Linked DNA regions of Homo sapiens: region 2 is linked to region 1. Evidence: chromatin contacts called from ENCODE Hi-C or POLR2A ChIA-PET data. All regions are on one chromosome and are shown on one strand. The core of a region is the stretch at or near the end of the contact, and the rest is flanking DNA. Distances in the headings are between cores, read along the strand shown.

Evidence for each region. A loop is a pair of places that touch in the nucleus more often than their neighbours do. ChIA-PET counts read pairs that join two places held with the same protein, here RNA polymerase II (POLR2A). Pooled maps may share reads with other maps.
Region 2: a pooled map shows a loop between it and region 1 (12-fold over the local background). The contact joins the promoter of RAB6A here to the promoter of ARHGEF17-AS1 in region 1. A Hi-C loop is called at or near these places in 11 of 50 pooled maps. POLR2A ChIA-PET finds 5 or more read pairs at or near these places in 6 of 52 experiments (A673, BJ, HEK293 and 2 more).

The regions. Positions count from the first base shown.
Region 1 is chr11:73,306,895-73,311,957 of GRCh38, forward strand. It overlaps ARHGEF17-AS1 (ARHGEF17 antisense RNA 1), which reads right to left and starts at 2,467. Exons shown (of 3, transcript NR_147696.1): 1 at 1,778-2,467; 2 at 988-1,670; 3 at 617-662. It overlaps ARHGEF17 (Rho guanine nucleotide exchange factor 17), which reads left to right and starts at 1,382. Exons shown (of 21, transcript NM_014786.4): 1 at 1,382-4,936. The coding sequence starts at 1,745. RefSeq lists silencers at 754-893, 1,294-1,623, 1,854-2,073 and enhancers at 1,494-2,371, 2,377-3,197.
Region 2 is chr11:73,758,366-73,763,428 of GRCh38, forward strand. RAB6A (RAB6A, member RAS oncogene family) reads right to left here and starts at 2,709. Exons shown (of 8, transcript NM_198896.2): 1 at 2,201-2,709. The coding sequence starts at 2,270. It overlaps LOC124902711 (a long non-coding RNA gene), which reads left to right and starts at 2,793. Exons shown (of 2, transcript XR_007062775.1): 1 at 2,793-2,875; 2 at 3,372-4,735. RefSeq lists an enhancer at 1,860-2,360 and silencers at 2,657-2,966, 3,127-3,316.

The DNA of each region.
Region 1 (5,063 bases), core at 1,217-3,716:
GTTACTTCTCCTTCACGGTCCACAGAGAAGGGGTAATAATATTTGTCCCCAAGGGTGGTTTGTGGATTTTAAAAAATAAGTTAAATAATATTGCCCATACATTATAGGTACTCCATACATTTTCATTCGTTCGTTCATTCGTTAGTTGGGCCGGGAGGATGAATGGGATCTAGAGGCAGGTGGGAATGCGGAAGGGGATGATGCCCCAATACCGAGAACAATGTGAGACTCAGACGGAGGCAGGGGCGGGAGGGGAGCTCAAGCGAGGGATCAGCGTGAAGCCAGAGAAACAACCGACACTTTTCCTGCCAAGAAGGTGAAGCAGCTGCGGGTAAGAGTATAGGTTTGGCAGTGGGAAGTCGAGGGCGTTCCCGTCGAAGCTCCTTTTGTGTATAAGGCCTAAGAAGGGGCAGTGCGCTTTGCGAAGGTCTGAAAAAGACTAAGGGGATTAGGTAACGACTGAAAGGAAGTTTTCACAACTCTCCGTTTTTGGGGGATGGGTGCTGCTTTATCCGTCCAGGACTCCGTGCGTTGGGAAAATCACGCCGCGAGGGGGCGCAAGAGCCGCGTACTCCAGAGCAAGAAGAAAAGGCTCGGGGATCCAGGCGGAGAGTCCAGGAGAAGAGCCGCCAGACTGCAGGGGCAGGTGGAAGGCGTGGCAGCTGGAAAAGTAGGGGTGGGGGCGCGGTCGTGAAGGGTGGGACTTCTGGAGCAACGCTGGGCGGGTTGGGGGCCGGTCGGAGCCGGACAGGCGGCTGGGAGGTGGGATGGGCGGGGCGCTTGGGAGCGAGATGGGGGGACAAGGGCGTGGCTACAGCTAAATTCGCCGCAGAGGGCGGGCGGGGAGGGGGAGGGAAGGGGAGGAGGCGTGGCCTGGGCGGGGAGTAGGGCGCGACGGACCCTTCAGTTAGCCCGCGGCTCCCCGGGCTCTCCCTGGCGCCGAGTCCCACCCCTTTCCCGGCCCAGAGAGTGTGCGTCTGCGTGCACCTGAGTGTCAGTGTGTACGAGAGTTTGTGAGTCCGAGGTTGCCATGTTGGAGCCCCTGGGCAGGAGGTGTTTCCGCGCGGAGGCTGGTGGCCCGCGGTGGACGCGGCGCCCTGGCTGCGAGTCTGCGGAGCTGAGCACGCTCAGCGGTTGTGTGTGTCTCAGCGACTCCCTGGGGGCAGCTCGGCCTGCTGGGCTCCCGAGGGACCTCTCTGGAGGGCCAGAGGGTCGCCTCAGTCTGCAAGTCCTCCAGCAGGCTTTTTCTTCTTCGGCTCCTCCCTGATTCCCTCCCACCACGCGGTTCCCAGGCTCGCGCACGCCCGGAGCCCACCCCCTCTTTTGGGCGCGAGGCCCCGCCCCCCGCCCCCTTGCCTCTGCCGCAAAGTTTATTTGCAACAAAAGGGTGCCAGGAGCGAGCAGCCAAGGGCGTTGGGCAGGCGGACGCAGAGTCGAGGAACCAAGCGCTGGGATCCCGCCCAGGCGGTGCCGCGGTGCCCCTGGTCGCTCCAGCCGCGGCGGGGGCTGGGCCTGGGGGTCGGCGCTGAGGCGGGAGGGGCCGCCCGGGATGGAGACGTTGCGGCCGGTGGCCACAGAAACTTGAGCCGCGGCAGAGAAACCTCTGCTCCGGTCTCTGCGTCCTCTTCCCACACTCCCGTGCGCTGCTTTCGGCGTGGGCCGCTGCGCTCCTAGGGAGTGGGGGCGCAGGGGGGGTTGGCCGCGGCTGCCCGAGGCCAGCCCCCCCGGAGTGAGTTACGCCACTATGGCGGACGGGGCACCCCGGCCCCAGCTTTACCGCAGCGTCTCGTTCAAGCTGCTGGAGCGCTGGAGCGGCGGCCCCGGGCTGAGGGAGGAGGACACGGACACCCCCGGCTTGAGGCGACGCGCCTCGTGCCGGCCGACCACGGCTGCCCGGGGCCAGCCCTCTCGGCGCGTGTCCAAGCTGGCGTCTGGGCCCCTGGCCGCCCCCGCGCAGCCGCGCCCGCTCCGCAGCCTCTCGCCGTCGGTTCGCCAGCTCTCCCGGCGCTTCGACGCGCCGCGTCTGGACGACGGCTCCGCTGGGACCCGAGACGGAGGCGTCTTACCCGCGGCCGCGGAAGAAGCGGCCGAGGGCCCAGCGCGAGGAGCCTGGCCCAGCGTCACCGAGATGCGCAAGCTCTTCGGCGGTCCTGGCTCCAGGAGGCCCAGCGCCGACTCTGAATCCCCAGGAACGCCCAGCCCCGACGGTGCCGCGTGGGAGCCTCCGGCTCGGGAGTCGCGGCAGCCACCGACGCCACCCCCTCGGACATGCTTCCCCCTGGCGGGTCTGCGTTCGGCGCGGCCCCTGACCGGGCCGGAGACCGAAGGGAGGCTGCGCCGGCCGCAGCAGCAACAGGAGCGGGCGCAGCGTCCAGCGGATGGTTTACATTCTTGGCATATCTTCTCCCAACCGCAGGCCGGGGCCCGGGCCTCCTGCTCCTCCTCCTCCATCGCCGCCTCCTATCCTGTCAGCCGCAGTCGTGCTGCCAGCTCCAGCGAGGAGGAAGAGGAGGGCCCGCCGCAGCTGCCTGGAGCCCAGAGTCCGGCCTACCACGGCGGCCACTCCTCGGGCAGTGACGACGACCGAGACGGTGAGGGCGGCCACCGCTGGGGAGGGAGGCCCGGGCTCAGGCCTGGAAGCTCCCTATTGGATCAGGACTGCAGGCCTGACAGTGATGGGTTAAATCTAAGCAGCATGAACTCAGCAGGGGTTTCTGGGAGCCCTGAGCCCCCAACATCTCCAAGAGCCCCTAGAGAAGAAGGACTCCGGGAGTGGGGTAGTGGCTCTCCGCCCTGCGTCCCAGGTCCCCAGGAGGGACTTCGGCCTATGTCTGACTCTGTGGGAGGAGCTTTCCGTGTGGCCAAGGTGAGCTTTCCCTCGTACCTGGCCAGCCCCGCAGGCTCCCGCGGTAGCAGCCGTTATTCCAGCACGGAGACCCTCAAGGACGACGACCTATGGTCTAGTAGGGGTTCTGGGGGCTGGGGCGTGTACCGCTCCCCTAGCTTTGGAGCTGGGGAAGGGCTCCTGCGGTCCCAGGCTCGAACCCGTGCCAAAGGACCTGGAGGCACCTCTAGGGCATTGAGGGATGGAGGATTTGAGCCTGAAAAGAGTCGACAGCGGAAGTCCCTGTCAAATCCAGATATCGCCTCAGAGACCCTGACGCTTCTCAGTTTCCTGCGCTCAGACCTTTCAGAGCTGAGGGTCCGAAAACCTGGTGGGAGCTCCGGGGACCGTGGAAGCAACCCCCTAGATGGCAGAGACTCACCATCCGCAGGTGGCCCTGTGGGGCAACTTGAACCCATACCCATCCCAGCCCCAGCATCACCTGGCACGCGCCCCACACTCAAGGACTTGACAGCCACTCTGCGGAGAGCAAAGTCATTCACCTGCTCTGAGAAGCCCATGGCCCGCCGCCTGCCCCGCACCAGTGCTCTGAAGTCCAGCTCCTCCGAGCTCCTGCTCACAGGCCCTGGTGCCGAGGAGGATCCGCTGCCCCTCATCGTCCAGGACCAATATGTGCAGGAGGCCCGCCAGGTTTTTGAGAAGATCCAGCGCATGGGTGCCCAACAAGATGATGGAAGCGATGCCCCCCCTGGAAGCCCTGACTGGGCAGGGGATGTGACCCGAGGGCAGCGGTCCCAGGAGGAGCTCTCAGGCCCTGAGTCCAGTCTGACAGATGAAGGCATTGGGGCAGACCCTGAGCCTCCTGTTGCAGCATTTTGCGGCCTGGGTACCACAGGGATGTGGCGACCTCTTTCCTCATCCTCGGCCCAGACGAACCACCATGGCCCTGGGACTGAGGACAGTCTGGGCGGGTGGGCCCTGGTGTCGCCTGAGACCCCTCCCACACCAGGTGCCCTCCGCCGACGACGCAAAGTCCCACCTTCAGGTTCTGGTGGGAGCGAATTGAGCAATGGGGAGGCAGGGGAGGCCTACAGGTCCCTGAGTGACCCAATTCCTCAGCGCCACCGGGCTGCCACCTCTGAAGAGCCTACTGGGTTCTCTGTGGACAGCAACCTCCTGGGCTCACTGAGCCCCAAGACAGGGCTCCCTGCCACCTCAGCCATGGATGAGGGCTTGACCAGTGGTCACAGTGACTGGTCTGTGGGCAGTGAAGAGAGCAAGGGATATCAGGAGGTTATTCAGAGCATAGTTCAGGGGCCTGGCACCCTGGGGCGTGTGGTGGACGACAGGATTGCTGGCAAAGCCCCCAAGAAGAAATCCCTGAGTGACCCCAGCCGCCGTGGGGAGCTGGCTGGGCCTGGATTCGAGGGCCCTGGAGGGGAGCCCATCCGAGAAGTTGAGCCCATGCTGCCTCCATCCAGCAGCGAGCCCATCCTTGTAGAGCAGCGGGCAGAGCCAGAAGAACCTGGTGCCACCAGGAGCCGGGCACAGTCTGAAAGGGCCCTACCTGAGGCTCTGCCTCCCCCTGCCACTGCCCACCGAAACTTTCACCTTGACCCCAAGCTGGCTGACATTCTGTCCCCGAGGCTAATCCGCCGAGGCTCCAAGAAGCGCCCAGCTCGGAGTAGTCACCAGGAGCTTCGGAGAGACGAGGGCAGTCAGGACCAGACTGGCAGCCTGTCTCGGGCCCGGCCCTCCTCCAGACACGTTCGCCATGCCAGTGTGCCCGCCACATTTATGCCTATTGTGGTGCCTGAGCCACCAACTTCTGTTGGTCCCCCTGTGGCTGTGCCAGAACCCATAGGCTTCCCTACCCGAGCCCATCCCACGTTGCAGGCACCATCGCTCGAGGACGTCACCAAGCAGTACATGCTGAACCTGCACTCCGGTGAGGTCCCTGCCCCAGTGCCAGTGGACATGCCCTGCTTGCCTCTGGCTGCACCGCCCTCTGCTGAGGCCAAGCCCCCTGAGGCAGCTCGGCCTGCAGATGAGCCTACCCCTGCCAGCAAGTGCTGCAGCAAGCCACAGGTGGTGAGTCCTTTGTAGGGGCCTTCAGATTGGGGCCAAAGAAGGGCCATGGGCACCGACTTCGGTTGGAGCCTTTTGCATTGTATTCACTGGTCAGGTGCCCAGGTGCCAAGGGTGCTTTTCTGGTCCT
Region 2 (5,063 bases), core at 1,459-3,958, 450 kb after region 1:
TTGTTAACAAATGTGCCATACTAATGCAAGATGTTGATAACAGGGGAAACTAGATGTGTGGGTATATGGGAACTCTACACTATCTTTTCAATTTTTCTGTAAGTCTAAAACTGTTCTAAAAAATGAAGTCTATTAAAAAAAATCTAACCAGGCTTCAGTAATGGAGGGGGGAGGGTAGTAGAGGCTTAAACAAGGTACGAAATTAGAAGCCATAAAACTCTCCATTATGCATTAGAACATACACAAATACTCAAGAAATTCAAAGGAAACCTGAAGATACTTAGGAAGTTAAGCACTCCATTCATGCTAAAACCTTTTTAGGCAGGAAGATGAATAGGTTTTTTCATGCAAACTAAATAGCTGTGCATCACAACATAAGGAAGGCAATAATATCCTTAGAATGCACAATAAGCACTTTGGATCCTTTTTATCAATAATAACCAATAAACTATATTTTATGTTTGGGAACTATCCTGATATTGACACAGAAAAGCTGGACTAGAAGCAACTCCATAGGTTCTACCAAGTTACTCACCTAAAGACACAAGTTTATACTTACTTCAGGAAAATATATAAGCAAAAAGGAGGGAGATTGTATTTTTCCCCCCAAAAGGGAGGAGGGGAAGATAATCTACACATGAAAGGAGAAAAATGATTTCCCAGTTCTAACTGGAGGCAATTTTGCAAGAGTATTAACCTCTGTGATGGCATACAAATTAGTATAAATAGTTCAAAGTAGTAATAAAAGCTACGAATTTATATCACTTACATGCCTTCCAGTCAAAACAAATAACTAATGTTTTCTATAACCTCACCTAAAACACCTAGTAGGTACTCAATGTTTGATGACTCAGAACTAATCTCTCAATGTCTGAATTTTAAAGATGGGCATGCAAAGTATGAGAAAAACAAAGGAGGGTAATCATCTCTGAATTGTCGAGTGTCAAGTTTGTATAATACAGCATAAAACTGGAATTACTACAAGAAGTAATCGTAGATACAACCATCACAAAATTAGGATCTAGTATCTAATACAAAAGTACAGTGACAGCAGAACCTGACCAGGTAAATGACATAACAATTTCACTCATCAGACAGTACAGAATATTAAGCATAAAAGAATTATTTAGCCCAAATGGTATTTAAATCTAATTTAGGTAACTAGATGATGAGTCTGTTCCTACTCTACTCCATTTTCCAAAGGAAATCCGACAAAACAAAGATGTTTGTTATTCCAAGCCTTCTCTCACATGAATCCTCAATATATCATTGGAAAATACTCAAGAAGGAATGAATAATTAACATTTCCCCAGTAATTCCCTTTTGTACCACCATGAGACTCAGACGCTGCTTCATGTTGAAAAGAGAAAAAGGGGAGGTGAGATGAGAAAAATTCCAAGTAAAATGATCATGACATAGCATCTGGCAGAGATTGAAAAATCATCAACATTGCCAAAAGAATTGTCAGTGATGAAAGTCAAGAGAACAAAATGAGGTTTTCCGACAAGCCACAGCCCCATCTAACCTAAGGGGCAAAAATCTCCACTGCCGACGCTACCCCTTTCACCCCCAACCACCCCATGCTCAAGTCGTCTCCAATTCAGATGTTTCCTCTATGGCCCAGACTAATTTCCCACCCAGGTGAAAATCATTTAATTTTTTCTACTACCACCCCTTCCCACCTTCCACGACATCAGCACTTCGCAGGGCCAAGCCTCTGGGGAAAACAACGCCCAGATCCCACCCTCCTTGGCCAAGGTTGAAGAGGGCCCGCTCTCGGGAGTGGGGCTTCCCTGAGTGGGCCTCACAGAGCTGAGGAACTGGGAAAAGAGCAAGGAATAAGGGTGGGGCTCAAGAAAGGGGGCCGGGGTACGGGCAATGACCGAGACCGGAGGAAGAAAGGGATGGACAAGAGGCTGGGCGGGGTGAGGTCTGGGGAGGGAGGGCAGATCGACCGGAGATGGCCGGACTGCGGGGAACGGAGCCGGGGAGTCGAGGATTGAAGAACCCGGGGAACAGGGTAAAAACTCGGCCACTGGCGAAGAGCCAGTGGCACCGGGGGGCACATCGGGAAGGGCTGCGGTGGCAACGAGCGCGGACGCGAGGCGGGCAGGGAGCCTCCGCGGACGGAAGGGCCGCACCGGGGGCGGTGCGGGGACGCTGCGGCCAGCTGCCAGGAGTAGGGGAGCCACGCACTCACCGCTTTGCTCCCCCAGGAACACCAGCTTGAATTTCCTCAGCGGATTCCCGAAGTCTCCGCCCGTGGACATTGTGGAACTAGAGGAGCGGCCGCCGCCTCAGCCTAGAGACCTCCCGGACCGATGCTGCTCCAGCCAGCTGACGAAAAAGGCGAGCGGAAGGGCGGGCACCGAGCTCTCTCGGCCCCTGCAAGGCCCGGTGGAGGAGCCCGGCTGGAGGGCAGCAGGACTCTCCACAGACTGGCAGCCGCCGCCGCCTCCCGGCAGAGTAGCCTAGCACCGAGCGAGGCCCGCGGCTGGGAAGGGAAGGAGGGCGGTGTCGGCAGGAGCCAGGGGTGTCCTCTGGCTTCCCAAAGCTAGGGCCGTTCCCTCCTTCCGCACTCGGCTCCCAGACCTGGGGAAGAGAAGCTGAGGGTGGCGGAGCCGGAACCGCAGACGTATCTGGGACCTCTCACGCGCAGCGCCTGAGCTTCCACAGCTGCCGCCGCCGCCGCAGCCCAACCTGCTGAGTGCGCGAGCCTCTGGAGCGGCGCGGGGCGAGCCCGGGCGCGAGCCTGCGGCCCCGCCGGCCGCTGGCGTGCGTGCGTGCGTGCATGCGTGCGCGCCACCGCCATCGCCATCGCCTTCCTGGTTTGGACAGCTCTACCGGCTCCTCCCGCACGGCGGCGACGGGGCAGGTTAGGTTTCCACTGGCGTCAAAAGAAGCCAGGAGGAGGCGGGGCAAGCCAGGGATAAGTTAGTGGGAGGCTGGAGCCCTTACGTCACTTACATAATGAGCCAATCGGAAGGGGCTGAGGGCGAGCCCACACGCGAGTGAGGTGGCAGCGTGAGAGCGCGCGCAGCCCTCGAGCTGTGGAAAGCGGAGCACTGTGGCGGCCATAAGAAGTGTGGCGCCTCTCAGCCTGAGGGGAGGGGAAGGAAAGAAAGGGGAGGGGGAGAAGGGTGGGGCGGAGGCGGGGCCGGGACAAAGGTGGAATATGATCCCCCAAAAAGTGTGGGTGGGGTCCTATAGCCTTAAAATTTGTAATGGGAGCCTCTTTCCTGAGCCCTCAGCCGTGCCTCACAGTCCTCAGATCCCTTCTTCACCATTGCACACACCCCACCTTCTCCATCCTCTCATCATAATTCCTCACAGGCATCTTACTAAATAACATTCTCCTCCATTGCTCCCAGGAATGTTATAACTGCCAGAATCATGGCCTCCCAATTTTGCAGATGAGGAAACTGAAGCTTAGAGGGAGTAAATGACTTGCAAAATCCATAAAGCGGGCTGGGCGCGGTGGCCCACGGCTGTAATCCCAGCACTTTGGGAGGCGGAGGCGAGTGGATCACGAGGTCAAGAGATCGAGACCATCCTGGCCAACATGGTGAAACCCTGTCTCTACTAAAAATGCAAAAATTAGCTGGGGGTGGTGGCGCGCGCCTGTAGTCCCAGCTACTCGGGAAGCTGAGGCAGGAGAATCGCTTGAACCCGGGAGGCGGAGGTTGCAGTGAGCCGAGATCACACCACTGCACTCCAGCCTGGCGACAGAGCGAGACTCCATCTCAACAGAAAAAAAAAAAAAAAAAAAAAAAAAAAGCCGGGCGTGGTGGCTCATCCCTGTAATCCCAGCACTTTGGAAGGCTGAGTTGGGTGGATCACCTGACGTCAGGAGTTCCAGACCAGCCTTGGCCAACATGATGAAACCCCATCTCTACTAAAAATACAAAAAATTAACGTGGTGTGGTGGCGGGTGCCTGTAATCCCAGCTACTTGGGAGGCTGAGGCAGGAGAATCGCTTGAACACGGGAGGCGGAGGTTGCAGTGAGCCAAGGTCACACCATTGCACTCCAGTCTGGGCAACAAGAGCGAGACTCTGTCTCCAAAAAAAAAAATCCATAAAGCAGCTGGGCGCGGTGGCTCACGTCTGTAATCCCAGCACTTTGGGAGGCCGAGGCGGTAGAATCGCTTGAGCCCAGGAGTTCGAGACCAGGCTGGGCAACAAAGCAAGACACTATCTCTACAAAAAATAAAATAGCCGAATATCGTGGTGTGCTCCTGTAGTTCCGGCTACTCAGGAGCCTGAAGCAGAAGGATTGCTTGAGTCCAGGAGTTGGAGGCTGAGGTATGGCACCACTACACTGAAATCTGGGTGACAGAACAAGTCCCTGTCTTAAAAAAAAAAAAAAAAAACAAAAAAACTTTCTAAGTGAATAATAAAAAATATGTCCTTACATTTGTGTCTATACACAAATGTATATCATTTGTGTATATCATTCACAAAACATTTATGTACTTTTTCTCATTATTGGGGAGTTATTTGCTTAGCTGTAGAAATGACAGGATTGAAAAAGTGCCTTCTCAGGCCCAGGGATGAATTGCTGACCTAGAATAAATTACAGGGAAGAACCAAAGTTCTTAAAATATCATCTATTCTGGCCTATCAAGACAACAGCTATATCCTCAAACCATCTCTATCAAAATTTACTCCCTTCTGGTTCCTCTCCCAGCCATGTGCAGGTAGAACATGCATCTAAAATAAAATGGTAAAAACCTGGCTTGTAGCATGGACATTTGATTTTACAAGTAGTTTGTCAGATCTAATAGGGTCCTCTCCACCATTAACCCAGAACCCTGGCACATACAAAGAGCAGCTTAAACCAAGAAACTTTTTAAAAAGATTATGCAAACAAAAGTGAGTAGCTATTTTCTTTCTGATGGGTACCAAGTTTTCATTATGCTTCCTGAAATAGACTTTAAAGTAACATCTGAGGATTGGAACTATAATTACTTTGTACTTCCTACAGAACTTTATGAATCAGTCCTCCCTGCTGCTTTGGTCTCTGTAGTCACCTAGACAGGTGGTACTGTTCCCTGTCATTTTG